Linked DNA regions of Homo sapiens: region 2 is linked to region 1. Evidence: read pairs that join two places in POLR2A ChIA-PET (ENCODE). Cell type or tissue: B cell. All regions are shown on one strand. Each heading gives the region's core, and the rest is flanking DNA. Links, peaks and the distances in the headings are about the cores only.

Region 1 (7,522 bases), core at 458-2,957:
AAAAAAAAAAGGTCCAGCCAGCCCATTCTGCAGATGAGGCAAACTGAGGTAGCCCAGATACTTAGATTAGAAATCAGATCAGGACACAGCTGGCCTGCCTCGGAGCTCTAAAGTCCCAGGAGCTTCCAGGGGGTGAGGTCCAGAGGTGATTAAAGGGACACTGGGGGGCCAGAGGCCCAGAACCCATCCCAGCAGGCTGTGCCCTGGGGACAGAGGACTGTAGGGGTCTCTCCTGCCCTCCACCTCCACCCTCGCCCACCCCCCAGCACTCAGTAGTCACCAGGGTGGAATATTTTAGCACCTATAGAAAAACCGCCACAGACGGCCGTGGCAGCTGTTGCTAAGGAGACGCTCCCAAAATAGCCCCCCTCCGCCAACCTTTCCCGCTGCTGCTCCTGCTGTGGGGAGGGGAGGAGACCAGGCAGGGAGGGGGTGGCACATGAGTGTTCGCCCTAGGCTCACCCACCCACCCTGGCCCCTGGTGCCCACCCTGGCCCAAGACCTGGGCAGCCACAGGTCTGTGGAAGGGCAGGAGCTGTCCCATGCATGCCTGTGATCTCAGTCACAGTCCTCAGCTAGGGAAGAAGGTCACTCAGGTGATAGGAGAGGGGGGAGCAGAACCCCCGCACCCAAGACCCCCCAGCACACTCCCACACATACACAATTACAGGTTATCACAGTTCTCCACATCCACTGTACACACCACAAATACAGTCCCACGCATGCCCACCGAGGGGTACACACACATCAGCAAAGCTGCATCAGATGCACGGGTAAACGTCTGCCACAACTACACAACATCCACCTGCACACACACACCATGGAGCCGCAAAGACATGCTTTTATATCCACATATTCACACACCCATCCCAAATACACACGTACACCAATATATGCATGCCAGGCACACGGACACACACACACACCAGTGTACATATACCCTCACAGCACATGGACACACATATTCACAGATACACACAACTGTCCAAACACATGCCCAGCCTGTGGCATCTAAAGGGCAATCAGTTGTGTTACCCAGTAGACTCTGTCTGGGGTGCTGTGTCTTAGGGTTTCCAGAAATCCTTACTTAGTGGGGAACTTCTACAACCACAGGGCAGAGGGTAAGGAGGAGGTGGCAGGCAGGTGGATGAAGGGTTGTGTCTCTCTGAACCCCTTTAAGTCTGGGGACTAGATGATGACTGGTGCTCAGGAGAGCTGCCCTGGACCCACTTCTCGAAGGGGAAAGTGGAGTAGACTCTCACCCGCAGACTTGAAACTTCTGGGCACAGAGATTTCTGAGCCCCAGGGGCTGGGGCGATAAAGAGGACAAGATGGCAATTGGGTGGCAACTGTGATGGTCTGTGGCATGCGCAAGGCACGTTCCAGTTGGTGAGCCGCTTTCACACTCCATTATTTCACACGCTTGGTAACAGCTACTCTGAGATACTGGTGGAGGTGTCCCCATGTCTGAGTCTCAGAGAGGAGAGAGAACTCCACGACCACACAGTAAGTTACTAGCAGAGCTGGACCCATAACCCAAGGGGGTGCCAGCACCCAGCCCCAGTGCCTGGCACTTGGCTGCACTGCACGAACTTGGAAGGAGGCCACCGGGTGCAGGGCCTAGCTCTGCCCCTGATGAGCCCCGAGTTACTGGGGGGGCAGCCAGGCCCTCCATCTTCCCACCTGGAAAGCTGAGAATGAATCCCCAGGGGTGTTTTCAAGCAGCGGCTTGTGGCCACCGTCAGGGCTGGGGAGTGGTGTTTGCCGGAAGTCCTCGGAATGCCAGCGCAAGGACGAAGGGTGGCCCAGCCTCTCCCCTCCTCGTTTGGCCAGCCGCGGTCTCTCTCCAGCCTCGCTCTGTGACTCCTGAATCCGGGCTCCGGGTCTTCGTTCGCGCCTCGTCACTCTGGAGACGCTGCGAGCGGCTTGCGGTTGCCGTAGGAACCTCGCCAGGGCCTCCGCGAGGCGCACGACTCCGCGCGCTGAGAGCCGCGTTTTGGTCACCGAGAGACACCTGTCGCCAGCGGCGAGGGGTGGGGGCGTCGCGGCCCGGGTTATTATGCTTTTCTTTTTAATTGAGGTGTAACTTACAAATAGTACAGCGAACATCTTAAAAGTACAGCTCTGCGGGGCGCGGTGGCGCACGCCTGTAATCCAGCACTTTGGGAGGCCGAGGCGGGAGGCTCACTTGAGCCCAGGAGTTCGAGACCAGCCTGGGCAACATAGCGAGACCCTGTCTTTTAGAAAAAAATAACAGTGTAATGGCGTGCACCTGTAGTCCCAGCTACTCGGGAGGCCGAGCCGGGAGAATGGCTTGAGCCCAGGAGTTCGAGGCTGCAGTGAGCTATCATTCCTGTCACTGCACTCCTCCTCCAGCCTGAGCAACAAGGCGAGACCCTGTCTCTTAAAAAGAAAAAAAAAGGTACAGCTCGATTAATTTTTCAGACATACTCATAAAACTCGTGTTACCACCACCATGATCAAGACACAGAAGACTTCCAGGCCCTAGAAGTCTCACATCTTCAGGAATAAACCAGTGAGGGAGAGGTCACCATCTGAAACCCTGGAGTTGTCTGTTTTTGCCCCTCTCTGCTCTGGCAGACCCTCTTTGGGCCTCAGTTGCCTGTGAAGGGAAGCAAGGAGCTGAGGTGACGTGCATTGCGTGGTTTATATCTTGCAAATCGCTTTAGATATTTAGCTAACTTTAACCCGGATAACTATTGTATGAGGTCGGTACTTGGTTTATACCCAGGTTAATGATGTGAACACTATAACTTGGAGAGATTAGCTAGTCTAAATTCAGATAGCTCTTAGGTGGTGGAGTTTGAGGGCCTAACTCATCTGTCTAACCTTAATGCTCATCTTTTCCTTCTTCCCTTCCTTGGCCTCTACAGGCCGGGCGCGGTGGCTCACGCCTGTAATCCCAGCACTTTGGGAGGCCGAGGCAGGTGGATCACCTGATGTAAGGACTTAAGAGACCCGCCTGACCAACATGGTGAAACCCTGTCTCTACTAAAAATCCAAAAATTAGCCGGGCGTGGTGGCAGGCGCCTGTAATCCCAGCTACTCCGGAGGCTGAGGCAGGAGAATCGCTTGAACCCGGGAGGTGGAGGTTGCAGTAAACTGAGATCGCACCACTGCACTCCAGCCTGGGTGAGAGAGTGAGACTCCGTCTGAAAATAATAATAATAATAAATAATAATGAATGGTACAAGTAAAAGGCACTGAGGGGCGGGGGGGCAGGCCACGTCTTATCTCCTCGCCTTTGTGCAATTAGTACCTTCTACTGGGGACTCTCTTCTCTTCCCCAAGGTTTTGTCTCCGAGGCAAGCTCCTACACACCCTCCAAAGCCCACTAGAGCATCATTTGCCCTAAAGCCTTCTTTAAGAGCAGTCCTCCCAGGGACTCCCTCCAACAGACAGTGATTGCCATTTTTCCTCTGTGCGGTCCAGTCCGTGCACAGGCACCCACCTCCCACAGCACCAGAAAGGCCCCTGGAGGCTGCACCTAAGTTCAACCCTCAAGGCGCCTGGTGCCCAGCTGGTCTTCAGTAAATGTGTTTGTAACTAAAACGGGAAGAGAGGTTTTGAACCTTGGTGTTTATAACCTTGGTGTGTCAGTAAAATGCGGCCCGCTGCCCCTGCCTCCTGTCACTCAAAATATATTGAGCTGGGGAAAGAGCTTCCCGAACACCTGGGGTGGAACCGCAGGGAGAGGAAGGCTGGGCCCACCCCGCACTCGGTTAGGAAATGGACTCGTCCGCGCCTCCGGGCGGGCGGGACCTCAGGGGCTGCCTGGGAAGAGGTCATTCCTTCCACGGGGGAGCGTCCACTCGCCTAGGCCAGAGGAAGACTTGGCGGCCTAGAGGAAGCTCTAGGGAGCCCCGGAAGCCCGGGACATAGCTTTCCTTCCAGGCCCCTGCCCGGTGAGAGACAGCCAATTAAGTGGAGTGATTTTCACTTTACACCCCTATTTCCTTCCACACAGAATTGGAGGCAGTTTGCAGGATATTCCAAACAGTGGTGAAATATAAGAAAGGGCTAGGACCAGAAAAAGAGAGCGAGCGAGAGAGATTATATATACCTATTTTTAAAAAATAATTGAGCAAGTCCCCCATTCTCTCTTCCATAAATCTGACTTTGAACGTAGAATTTGCTTTGTTAAGTGAGAAGAAAACAGTCCTTGCCCTTTGAGCTAAAGGAAATTTCCCTCTTTGCTTTCCCCTGCAGCAGGCACATTTTTGAGTGTTGGGAAATTGAGGCTCAGAGACGTGAGGGACTTGCTGGAATCCACCCAGCAGCAGGGACAGATCGTGAATGACCATGCAGGTGGCCAGAGTGCTGGCAGGGGCTAGAGCCAAATGTTTTCCGTGAGTAAAGGGTTTCCCCTTTTCTCCATGGGGAGCTTTGAAAGTCTCCACCTGGGAGCCTAGTGGGCACAAAAGAGGTGGGGCTAATTACTGTGGACAGAGCCTTAGGACTTTGGGGAGAGGAGAGCCATGTGACTGACCTTGGGGAGCAAGAGACAAATTTGAGCCCCGATTTCCTCATCTGTAAAATAAGGACATAGTATCCATTTCATAGGGACATCAGGAAAACTGGATGCAAAGAGCAATGGCTAAGCACCTGCAATACTTCATTTCTTTTTGAGACAGGGTCTCACTGTCACCCACGCCCAGTTTCAAGTAGAGTAGCGCAATCTCAGTTCACTGCAACCTTGACCTCCCAGGCTCAGGTGATCCTCCCAACTCAGCCTCTCAAGAAGCTGTAACTATAGGCACGTGCTACCACGCCTGGCTAATTTGTGTGTGTGTTTTTTTTTTTTTTTTTTTTGAGACGGAGTCTCACTCTGTCACCCAGGCTGGAGTGCAGTGGCCTGGTGTTGGCTCACTGCAACCTCTGCCTCCTGGGTTCAAGCGATTCTCCTGCCTCAGCCTCCCAAGTAGCTTGGATTACAGGCGCTCGCCACTAATCCGGCTAATCTTTGTATTTTTAGTAGAGACGGGGTTTCACCATATTGGTCAGGCTGGTCTCGAACTCCTGACCTCAGGTGATCCGCCCACCTCAGCCTCCCAAAGTGCTGAGATTACAGGCGTGAGCCACTGTGCCTGGCCATAATTTTTGTCTTTTTTTTTTTTTTTTTTTTGTAGCAATAGAGTTTCACCAGGTCGCCCAGGTTTGTCTCAAACTCCTGGGCTCAAGAGATTTGCCCACCTGGCCTCCCAAAGTGCTGAGGTTACAGGCATGAGCCACTGCGCCTGGCCTCTTTTTAGTTTTTTCTTTTTGAGACAAGGTCTCACTCTGTCACTTAGTTTGGAATACAGTGATGTAATCATAGCTCACTGCCGCGTTCAACTCCTGGGCTCAAGCGATCCTCCTGCTTCAGCGTCTCAAGTAGCTGGAGCCACAGGTTTGTCACCATGCCCGGCTAATCTTTTTTTTATTTTCTGTTTTCTTAATTTTTTGTAGAGACAAGTCTTGCTGTGTTGCCTTGACTGGTCTTGTACTCCTGGCCTCAAGTGATCCCCCTGCCTCTGCCTCCCAAAGTGCTGGGATTACAGGTGTGAACCACCGTGACTGGCCTACATCTGTCTTTATTTTTCCCATTTATCAGATGAGAAAGCTGAGGCCCAGAGAGGGGACGTGGCAGGCTCAAGGCCACAGTGGCAGGCCTGGGACAAGGTCTAGCCCCTGGAGCCATTCAGCTTGGGTTCCTTCCCCTCCAGCACCACGGTCCCTCCTCAGACTCTCCCTGGCCTTGGCCAGTTTCCCTGTGGTCTTGAGGAAATAAAGGGAAGGGGAGGATCCAGCCTCATTCCAGCCCCACGTCCCCCCCAACACACACAGTGGGGGCTGCTTCCCAGGAGGACAGATGTTTTCACCAAATGGCACTTGCACGTGCTTTTCTCTGGCTTGGGGAGGAGGTGGGCGCTGAGAAGGAAATGCCAGCTGGTTGGGCAGAGACAACCGCAGCCACACCTGAGGGATTTAAATAGCCTCCGCCTTCTCTGGGCACCGGCTGAGGAGGAGGCATCTGGGCAGGGTTGGAGGGGAGCGGGGAACAGAAGGGCCATTCGGAACCTGCCGCAGCTCAGGGATGAGCGCCTGGCTCCTCCTCCCAGAGGGACCTGGTCTAGGCACCTCACCTCCCTGGACCTCGAGGTTCATCCCCTGCAAAGCGAGGCTCTGAAGGCCGCTGAACCACGTGCCTGTTGATGGAAAGAACCTGAGTAACAGGCCTGACCCATGCCTGGCACCCAGATGCTCAGTACTTGACGGCTATTGGGGTCACCACCTCCCTGCCAGGGCAGGAGGGCCTGCTGCTGAGTCTCTGACAAATGAGCGTCCACCGGCCGCTCACCCACCTCTCGCGACAGGGTGCTCATCACCTGCCATGGCAACCCACAGTGTAAGGGAATGATTTCATGGTAGACCGTGTGTTGGAATCTGGGCTACAGGACTGCTTGGTGTCTGTGTGACCTCAAGCAAGTTATTTAGCCTCCCTGCCTCGCTTTCCCCATGTGTGAAATGAGAATGAGGCCACTGCTTCCTCACAGTGCTGTTTAGATGAGTGCCTTTGGAACTTTACAGTTAAACACGATCCCCAGGGGATTCGTGTGCACATCGGAGTCTGATTCACCCGGGAATGCCTGGGGAGGGGCTGAGATTCTGCATTCCCAACAAGCGGTAGCAATGCTGCTGGTCTTTGGACTGCGTTTGGGGTCTCAAAGGACTGCCTTGGCTGGGCGCGGTGGTTCACGCCTGTAATCCCCGCACTTTGGGAGGCTGAGGCAGGCAAATCATCTGAGGTCAGGAGTTCGAGACCAGCCTGGCCAACATGGTGAAACCCCATCTCTACTAAGAATACAAAAATTAGCCTGGCGTGGTGGCGGGCGCCTGTAATCCCAGCTACTTGGGAGGCTGAGGCATGAGAATCGCCTGAACCAGGGAGGCAGAGATTGCAGTGAGCAGAGATTGTGCCACTGCACCCCAGCCTGGGCCACAGAGCGAGACTCTGTCTCAAAAAAAAAAGGACTGCCTTTCCCTGGGAGGAAAAGTAGGGAAAGTAGGGGGCATAGGGAGCCATAGAAGGGTCTTGACCACTGAAGTGACAGATTTTTATCACAGAAAAGAGGCTGGCCATAGTGGCTTATGCCTGTAATCCCAGCATTTGGAAGGCTGAGGCAGGCAGATGGCCTGAGCACAAGAGTTCGAGACTAGCCTGGGCAACACAGTGAGACCCCATCTCTGTTTAAATACATTTGTCATGGAAAAGCCTCTCTGGTTATCTGTGGCAGGAGGTGGGAGTGGGAGGAGGTCCGTTATTTAGAGAGAGATGAGGGCGCTGAATGGGAGGAGGGCTTATTCAGGTCAAGGAGGGGAGGCTAAGGGCCCTCAGCTCACCTGGTCCACTCTTTCAGACGCAGAGACTTATATCCAGAGGGGGTGGTGGACCTGCTCAGACCACACAGCCCTGGGAGGACTCCCTCCCACCAGGGACCCTTCACTCCCCACCCTTCCT
Region 2 (7,500 bases), core at 509-3,008, 190 kb after region 1:
AAATAAAATAAAACAAAACAATGCTGTGTGCCAGGCACGGTGGCTCACGCCTGTAATCTCAGCCCTTTGGGAGGCTGAGGCAGGTGGATCACTTGAGGTCAGGAGTTCGAGACTAGCCTGGCCAACATGGTGAAATCCCGTCTCTACTAAAAATACAAAAATTAGCAGGGCATGGTGGCAGACGCCTATAGTCCCAGCTACTTGAGCGCTGAGGCAGGAGAATCTCTTGAACCCAGGAGGCGGACGTTGCAGTGAGCTGAGATTGCGCCACTGCACTCCAGCCTGAGTGACAAAAAAAAACAAAACAACGAAACAACAAAAAAAAGAAAAATAAATAATGCTGTGATGCATGTGTGATGTCACAGAGAGCTGTTTCCATATTTTAGAGTATTTCTTTATGAGAGATTTTCAGGGGACAGATGACGGCGTCAAAGGGTATCTCAACCTTGTTTATCACTTAAAATCTGTTCAGTTCTATGGCCCCTCTTCCTACCCTCTCAGCTTTTATATTTCTTTCTGTCTTAGCCTCAATTGATCTAGGATATATCCTTTGTAAAACCCCCATAATCCTATCACCCCTCACTCCCTTCACATAAAGCAAGGTTCACTCTTACTTTCATTACCCTCAAGTGTTCTTACAAATTGGAGGATACTTGAAAAAGGAAGATACCAAGAAGGGACATGACAAATCACAGCAGGTAAAATGGACTTCTTAGGTGTGGGATTAAGAAGAAAGAGGGGACATTAGAAAGCAGCCCTGCAAAGTGAGACCCTGAAGCAAATTCTGATGGGATCACACTTTGCCTCATCTTAAGAAGGGCTTCTGAGAGGCAAGGAAGGTGAGGGGGGCAGAGTGGTACATGCAGCTGAGCTGGCAGGATGGCTTGAAGGTAAATGAGCTCCACAGGAGATGGAAAGACCTGGGGTTATTTATAGTCCGAGAGGGTTATTTACTGGACGAGCTGTAAGGTCCTCCAGAGATGGAGTTCTGTGACCCTGGAATACAACTCAGGGTCAGAAGTGAGAAGAGGATGAACGAAGACAGGGCCAGGGCAGTAAGATGCTGGTAGAGCCTGGACGATGCCAGAAGGAGCAGATTTGGGGCCAGGGAGAAGGGCTGGCAGGTGAGAAGAGGCAAGGTCAACTTGATTAAAAAAAAAAAAAAAAAAAGGCTGGGTGCAGTGGCTCATGCCTGTAATCCCAAGCACTTTGGGAGGCTGAGGCAGGCGGATCACCTGAGGTCAGGAGTTCGAGACCAACCTGACCAACATGGAGAAACCCTGTCTCTTCTAAAAATACAAAATTAGCCAGACGTGGTGGCACATGCCTGTAATCCCAGCTACCTGGGAGGCTGAGGCAGGAGAACTGCTTGAACCCGGGAGGTGGAGGTTGCAGTGAGCCGAGATCATGCCACTGCACTCCAGCCCGGGCGACAGAGTGAGACTCTGTCTCAGAAACAAACAAACAAAATATTTAAAGAACTCTTAAAAACTCGACAGTAAGAAAATACACAACCTGATTTAAAAATGGGCTAAAGGTTGGGTGCGGTGGCTCACGCCTGTAATCCCAGCACTTTGGGAGGCTGAGGTGGGTGGACCACCTGAGGTCAGGAGGTCGAGACCAGCCTGACAAACATGGTGAAACCCCGTCTCTACTAAAAATACAAAAATTAGCCAGACGTGGTGGTGGGTGCCTGTAATCTCGGCTACTTGGGGGCTGAGGCAGAAGAATCCCTTGAACCTGGGAGGCAGAGGTTGCAGTGAGCCGAGTCTATGCCACTGCACTCCAGCCTGAGCAACAGAGTGAGACTCTGTCTCAAAAAAAAAAAAAAGAAAAAGCTGGGTTTCATGCTCATCTGTCTGAGGGTGGAGGGTTGCACCACAATTTCTTAGTTGCTATCAATAACATCTATAATTCTTTGGGAGATAGAAGGGAAAGATGGCAACCACTTTTTAAAATTAGCTTTTAAAATATTCTTCCCCATTCTTTCCACAAATACTTCCAGAGCTTCTTCCTTTGGGGCTCTTTCTGATTATGTTAGTAAAAAATACTGGAGTCAAACAGTCCTTCACAGTCTCAAATTCTTTTAGAGGATGGGTAGAGTTTAAGTAATTGAAAAAATGTATCTGGCCAGATGCGGTGGCTCATGCCTGTAATCCCAGCACTTTGGGAGGTCAAGGCGGGCAGATCACCTGAGGTCAGGAGTTCAAGACCAGCCTGGCCAACATGGTGAAACCCCATCTCTACTAAAAATACAAAAAATTAGCTGGACATGGTGACAGGCGCCTGTAATCCCAGCTACTCGGGAGGCTGAGGCAGGAGAATCACTTGAACTTGGGAAGTGGAGGTTGCAGTGAACTGAGACTGCACCACCGCACTCCAGCCTGGGCAACAGAGTGAGACTCTGTCTCAAAAAAAAAAAAGGAATATGGCTGGGCGAGGTGGCTCATGACTGTAATCCCAGCACTTAGGGAGGCCGAGGCAGGTGGATCACTTGAGGTCCGGGGTTCAAGACCAGCCTGGCCAACATGGTGAAACCCCATCTCTACTAAAAATATAAAATATTAGCCAGGTGTGGTGGCAGGCACCTGTAATTTCAGCTACTCAGGAGGCTGAGGCAGGAGAACTGCTCGAACCTGGGAGGTAGAGGTTGCAGTGAGCTGGGACTGTGCCACTGCACTCCAGCCTGGGTAACAGTGTGAAACTCCATCTCAAAAAAAAAAAAGAAAGAAAAGAAAAGAAAAAATGAATGTATAAGGGACAAGCTAATAAGTAATGTGCATTATAGACCTGAGCACTGATTAGATCTCTGTGGCATGACTCAAGTTAGGTGTATTTGGTCTGATTGTAGGTGACATCACCAGAAGGATACAGGGTGGATTGTTCTCTAACTCCTTCCTCACAGTCTTCACCATTGTATTCCGTGCGACAAGCGAGACAGCCAGGTGCTCATCCACTGGTATCATAGGTAGGGTGGTGAGGTTGATGACCTCCATCTTCCTGAAGTGATTCATTGTCCAATTTCTTGTAAATGGACAAACAAAAAGCTTCCACTTTTAAGAGCCTCTCATTTCCCACTCCAATCTTGTCGTTTGTTTAATCAGCCTCCTGGAAATCATAAACAGCATAGAGCCAGCTCAGAAAACACAAGAAGAAAAGCCCAACCATGTTCCCCAGCTACACAGGGTTGATGGCAAAGCACATGTCCCATGCCTGCATGGGGAATGAAAGGGTTCCGTCTGAGAAGCCTATTCTTAAATGAGGATTTCAAGGTATATGGACTTGTTCTTCCAATGTCTGATGCCTGACTCTCCCTCTGCCCCTCCCCCATGATGAAAATTGTTCTAGTTTTAAAAATAAGGAAACTAGAATGCGGAAAAGGCCAGGGCTCCAGACTACTCCAGACCACTCAGCAAGTCAGTTCCCAAACGAGAAATGAAATCAGATCTCTTTGCTTCTCTGAGTCCCAACTCTAAAAGAGATTTGGATTAGGTGACCCTAAGGCTCTCTCCAGCTTTCCGATGCTGTGATTCTAGAATAAGGGGTCCATCTCCTCAGCGCGAGGCTCCTGATCAACCTGAAGCTTTCTGCTCCCTCTCAGAAAACTGGCCCCAACCCTACTCTTCCTCCTTGGCTCTGCAACACTCTGGTCTAACAGCTCTCCTGGGTCCTTGCTTGTTGGCCAGGAACCCATTACTTCCATCTGTGGGCCCTCTATGTCCAGAGTCTAGTGTGATAGGCCTCGTTATAATACAGCAAAAGACTTAGATCCTGCCCTCTAGAAGCTCATACATAACGGAAGGACAGAGAAAACGTTGAGTTTGGTGGGAACATGAACTCAAATGCCCTTTCACCATACTCTCCTTCCCTCTCCTCCGGTTCAGGCCTTTGCTCCATCTTCTCCACAGACATGCATCTTACATGCCAGACCCGCAGAACTTCTTCCTGCTCCCTGACCACACAATGCTCTTCCTACCTCTATGCCTTTCCAGATGTGGTTCCCTCTGTTGGACTACGCCCAGGTGACATATCTGTGGAAACCTTCTCAAATAATTCCAAGCCATTAGCACCATGCCTCCTCTGCAAAGCCCAAGGTTCTGCATTCATCTATCACAGGACTCACAATAGTGAACTGGAATGATTTGCTTCTACTGCTTTCTCCACTAGGCAAATTATGGATTAACTGTGATTCCTTTTAGACTTACCATGGTTTTTTGTTTGTTTGTTTGTTTGTTTTGAGACAGCGTCTTGCTCTGTCGTCCAGACTGGAGTGCAGTGGCGCGATCTTGGCTCACTCACTGCAGCCTTGACATCCTGGATTCAAGCCTCCCGTGTAGCTGCGACTACAGGTACCTGCCACCCACAACTGCCTAATTTTTGTATTTTTAGTAGAGATGGGGTTTCACCATTTTGGCCAGGCTGGTCTCGAACTCCTGACCTCAGGTGATCCACCCACCTTGGCCTCTCAAAGTGCTGGGATTACAGGCGTGAACCACCACTCCCAGCCCCTTCTGAATATTTCATACCATTTTAGGTATTCTCTGAAACATGGTAAGTTTTTACTGCCATTACTTGGGGAGGATAAAAGGAGAGGGAAGAAAACTAGCTTCCTTAAATATCTACCCTGTGGCAAGCAATATGATGTGCTGGGGGCAGGGCAGAAGAGTGGAAGAGTAAGAAACCTTCTGCCCTCATGGAGCACACATTCTGGCAGTCAAGATTCAAATGCCCTGTTTAAAGTTAACATATTTGGGCTGGGCGTGGTGGGTCACGCCTGTAATCCCAGCACTTTGGGAGGCCGAGGCAGGCGAATCATGAGGTCAAGAGTTCGAGACCAGCCTGGCCAACGTGGTGAAACGCCATCTCTACTAAAATACAAAAATTAGCTGGGCATGGTGGCAGGCCCCTGTAATCCCAGCTACTAGGGAGGCTGAGGCAGGAGAATCGCTTGAACCTGGGAGGTGGAGGTTGCAGTGAGCTGAGATCATGCCACTGCATTCCAGCCTGAAAGACAGAGTAAGACCCTGTCTCAAAATAAATAAATAAAGTTAACATATTTGATGCTTCTCAGAAGAGGCGATATGAAAAAAAGAAAAATTAAAATAACAAAAAAGTTAATATATTTGAGCATATAAAAACAACGCTGACTTTAGGCCAGGCGCAGTGGCTCACACCTGTAATCCCAGCACTTTGGGAGGCCGAGGCAGGCAGATCATGAGGTCAGGAGATCGAGACCATCTGGCTAACATGGTGAAACCCCGTTTCTACTAAAAAATACAAAAAATTAGCCGGGCATGGTGGCGGGCACCTACAGTCCCAGCTACTTGGGAGACAGAGGCAGGAGAATGGCGTGAACCCAGGAGGCGGAGCTTGCAGTGAGCCGAGATCACGCCACTGCACTCCAGCCTGGGCGACAGAGCGAGACTCCATCTCAAGAAAAAAAAAAAAAAGGTCGGGCGTGGTGGCTTACGCCTATAATCCCAGCACTTTGGGAAGCCGAGGCAGGTGGATCACGAGGTCAGGAGATCGAGACCATTCTGGCTAACATGGTGAAACTCCGTCTCTACTAAAAATTAGCCTGGCGTGGTGGCGGGCTCCTGTAGTCCCAGCTACCAGGGAGGCTGAGGCAGGAGAATGGCGTGAACCTGGGAGGCGGGGCTTGCAGTGAGCCGAGATCACACCACTTCACTCCAGCCTGGGTGACAGAGCAAGACTCCATCTCAAAAAAAAAAAAAAAAAAAAATGCTGACTTTAGCATCTGACAGACTTTTTAGTATAACCCTCAGTCATACAATCAGGGGTCCCCAACCCCAGGGCCATGGATGGGTGTAGGTCTGTGGCCTGTTAGGAACCAGGCCACACAGCAGGAAGTGAGTGGCAGGTGAGTGAGAGAAGCTTGTCTGTATTTACAGCCACTCCCCATTCCTCACATGACTGCCTGAGCTCTGCCTTCTGTCAGATGAGCTTCAACATTAGATTCTCATAGGAGTGCAAACCCTATTATGAACTGTGCATGCAAGAGACCTAGGTTGTGTGCTCCTTATGAGAATCTAATGCCTGATGATCTGTCACTGTCTCTCAGCACTCCCAGATAGACTGTCTAGTTCCAGGAAAACAAGCTCAGGGCTCCCACTGATTCTACATTATGGTGAGTTGTAGAATTATTTTATTATATGTTACAATGTAATAACAGTAGAAATAAAGTGCACAATGAATGTAATGCTTTTTTTTTTTTTTTTGAGACAGAGTTTCACTCTTGTTGCCCAGGCTGGAATGCAATGGCACAATCTTGGCTCAGTGCAAACTCCGCCTCCTGGGTTCAAGTGATTCTCCTGCCTCGGCCTCTCAAGTAGCTGGGATTACAGGTGCACGCCACCATGCCTGGCTAATTTTTGTATTTTTAGTAGAGATGGGGTTTCACCATGTTGGTCAGGCTGGTCTCAAACTCCTGACCTCGTGATCTGCCTGTCTCAGCCTCCCAAAGTGCTGGGATTACAGGCATGAGCCACCGCACCCGGCCTGTAATGCTCTTGAATCATCCCAAAACCATCCCCCCCATCCCAGGTCTGTGTAAAAATTGTCTTCCATGAAACTGGTTCCTGAAGCCAAAAAGGTTGAGGACTGTGGATGAAATGATTATTTACTGAGTACCTACCATAAGCAAGCAGCATGCTCATACTCGGGACAGGAAAGTGAACTAAACCAGACTTGGTCCCTGCCCTCAAGGGGCTTACATCTACTGGAGGAGACAGGACAATGAGTCAATTACGTAAATCATAATTATGAGTTATAACTGTCATCACTACTTCAAAGGGAACAACACTGTAAGATGACATAATAGTGTGTTTTGACCATACAAGGAGATCAAGGTGCTAAAGGAGGAGCACAAGTTAATTAGATAAAGGGGAGCAGGGCCGGGCGCGGTGGCTCACACCTGTAATCCCACCACTTTAGGAGGCCGAGGCAGGCGGATGACGAGGTCAGGAGATCCAGACCATCCTGGCTAACACGGTGAAACCCCGTCTCCACTAAAAATACAAAAAACTAGCCGGGTGTGATGGCAGGCGCCTGTTGTCCCAGCTACTCTGGAGGCTGAGGCAGGAGAATTGCTTGAACCCAGGAGGCGGAGCTTGCAGTGAGCCGGATCGCGCCACTGCACTCCAGCCTGGGCAACAAGAGCAAAACTCGGTCTCAAAAAAAAAGAAAAAATGGGGAGCGGAAATAATATGCCATCCAAAATGTACCATCCAAGCAGCGGGAAGTGAGGCTGGAAAGGTAGGAAGTGCCCAGACTGTGCTGGCCATCAAAATAGCACTAGCTACATGTGACAATTAAGTCCTTGGAATTTGGTTAATGTGACTGAATAAGTAAAATTTTAAGGCTGAATGCAGTGGCTCATACCTGTAATCCCAATACTTTGGGAGGTGGGGATGATGTCACTGCACTCCAGCCTGGGTGACAGAATGAGACCCTGTCTCAAAAAAATAAACAAAAGGCTGG

Evidence for each region. ChIA-PET counts read pairs that join two places held together with the same protein. Peaks named below come from ENCODE experiments on the same cell type or tissue, not always from the same donor. Only the 100,000 strongest peaks of a DNase experiment are listed, where the experiment ranks them.
Region 2: POLR2A ChIA-PET joins it to region 1 with 5 read pairs; 3 of 35 experiments call an interaction of 5 or more read pairs at or near these places.

What each region holds. Positions count from the first base shown.
Region 1 is chr22:38,459,804-38,467,325 of GRCh38, forward strand. LOC124905116 (a long non-coding RNA gene) reads right to left here and starts at 1,865. Exons shown (of 2, transcript XR_007068096.1): 1 at 1,684-1,865. RefSeq lists enhancers at 1,604-2,104, 3,675-4,174, 5,601-6,102. In B cell, for the core only: no CTCF peak of the experiment used is centred there; a DNase peak (open chromatin) is centred at 1,858; H3K27me3 peaks cover 2,132 bases.
Region 2 is chr22:38,647,155-38,654,654 of GRCh38, forward strand. FAM227A (family with sequence similarity 227 member A) reads right to left here. Exons shown (of 17, transcript NM_001013647.2): 2 at 2,873-3,108. The coding sequence starts at 3,014. Among named protein-coding and RNA genes, the nearest start is that of FAM227A, 5.5 kb to the right of the region's middle. In B cell, for the core only: no CTCF peak of the experiment used is centred there; no DNase peak of the experiment used is centred there.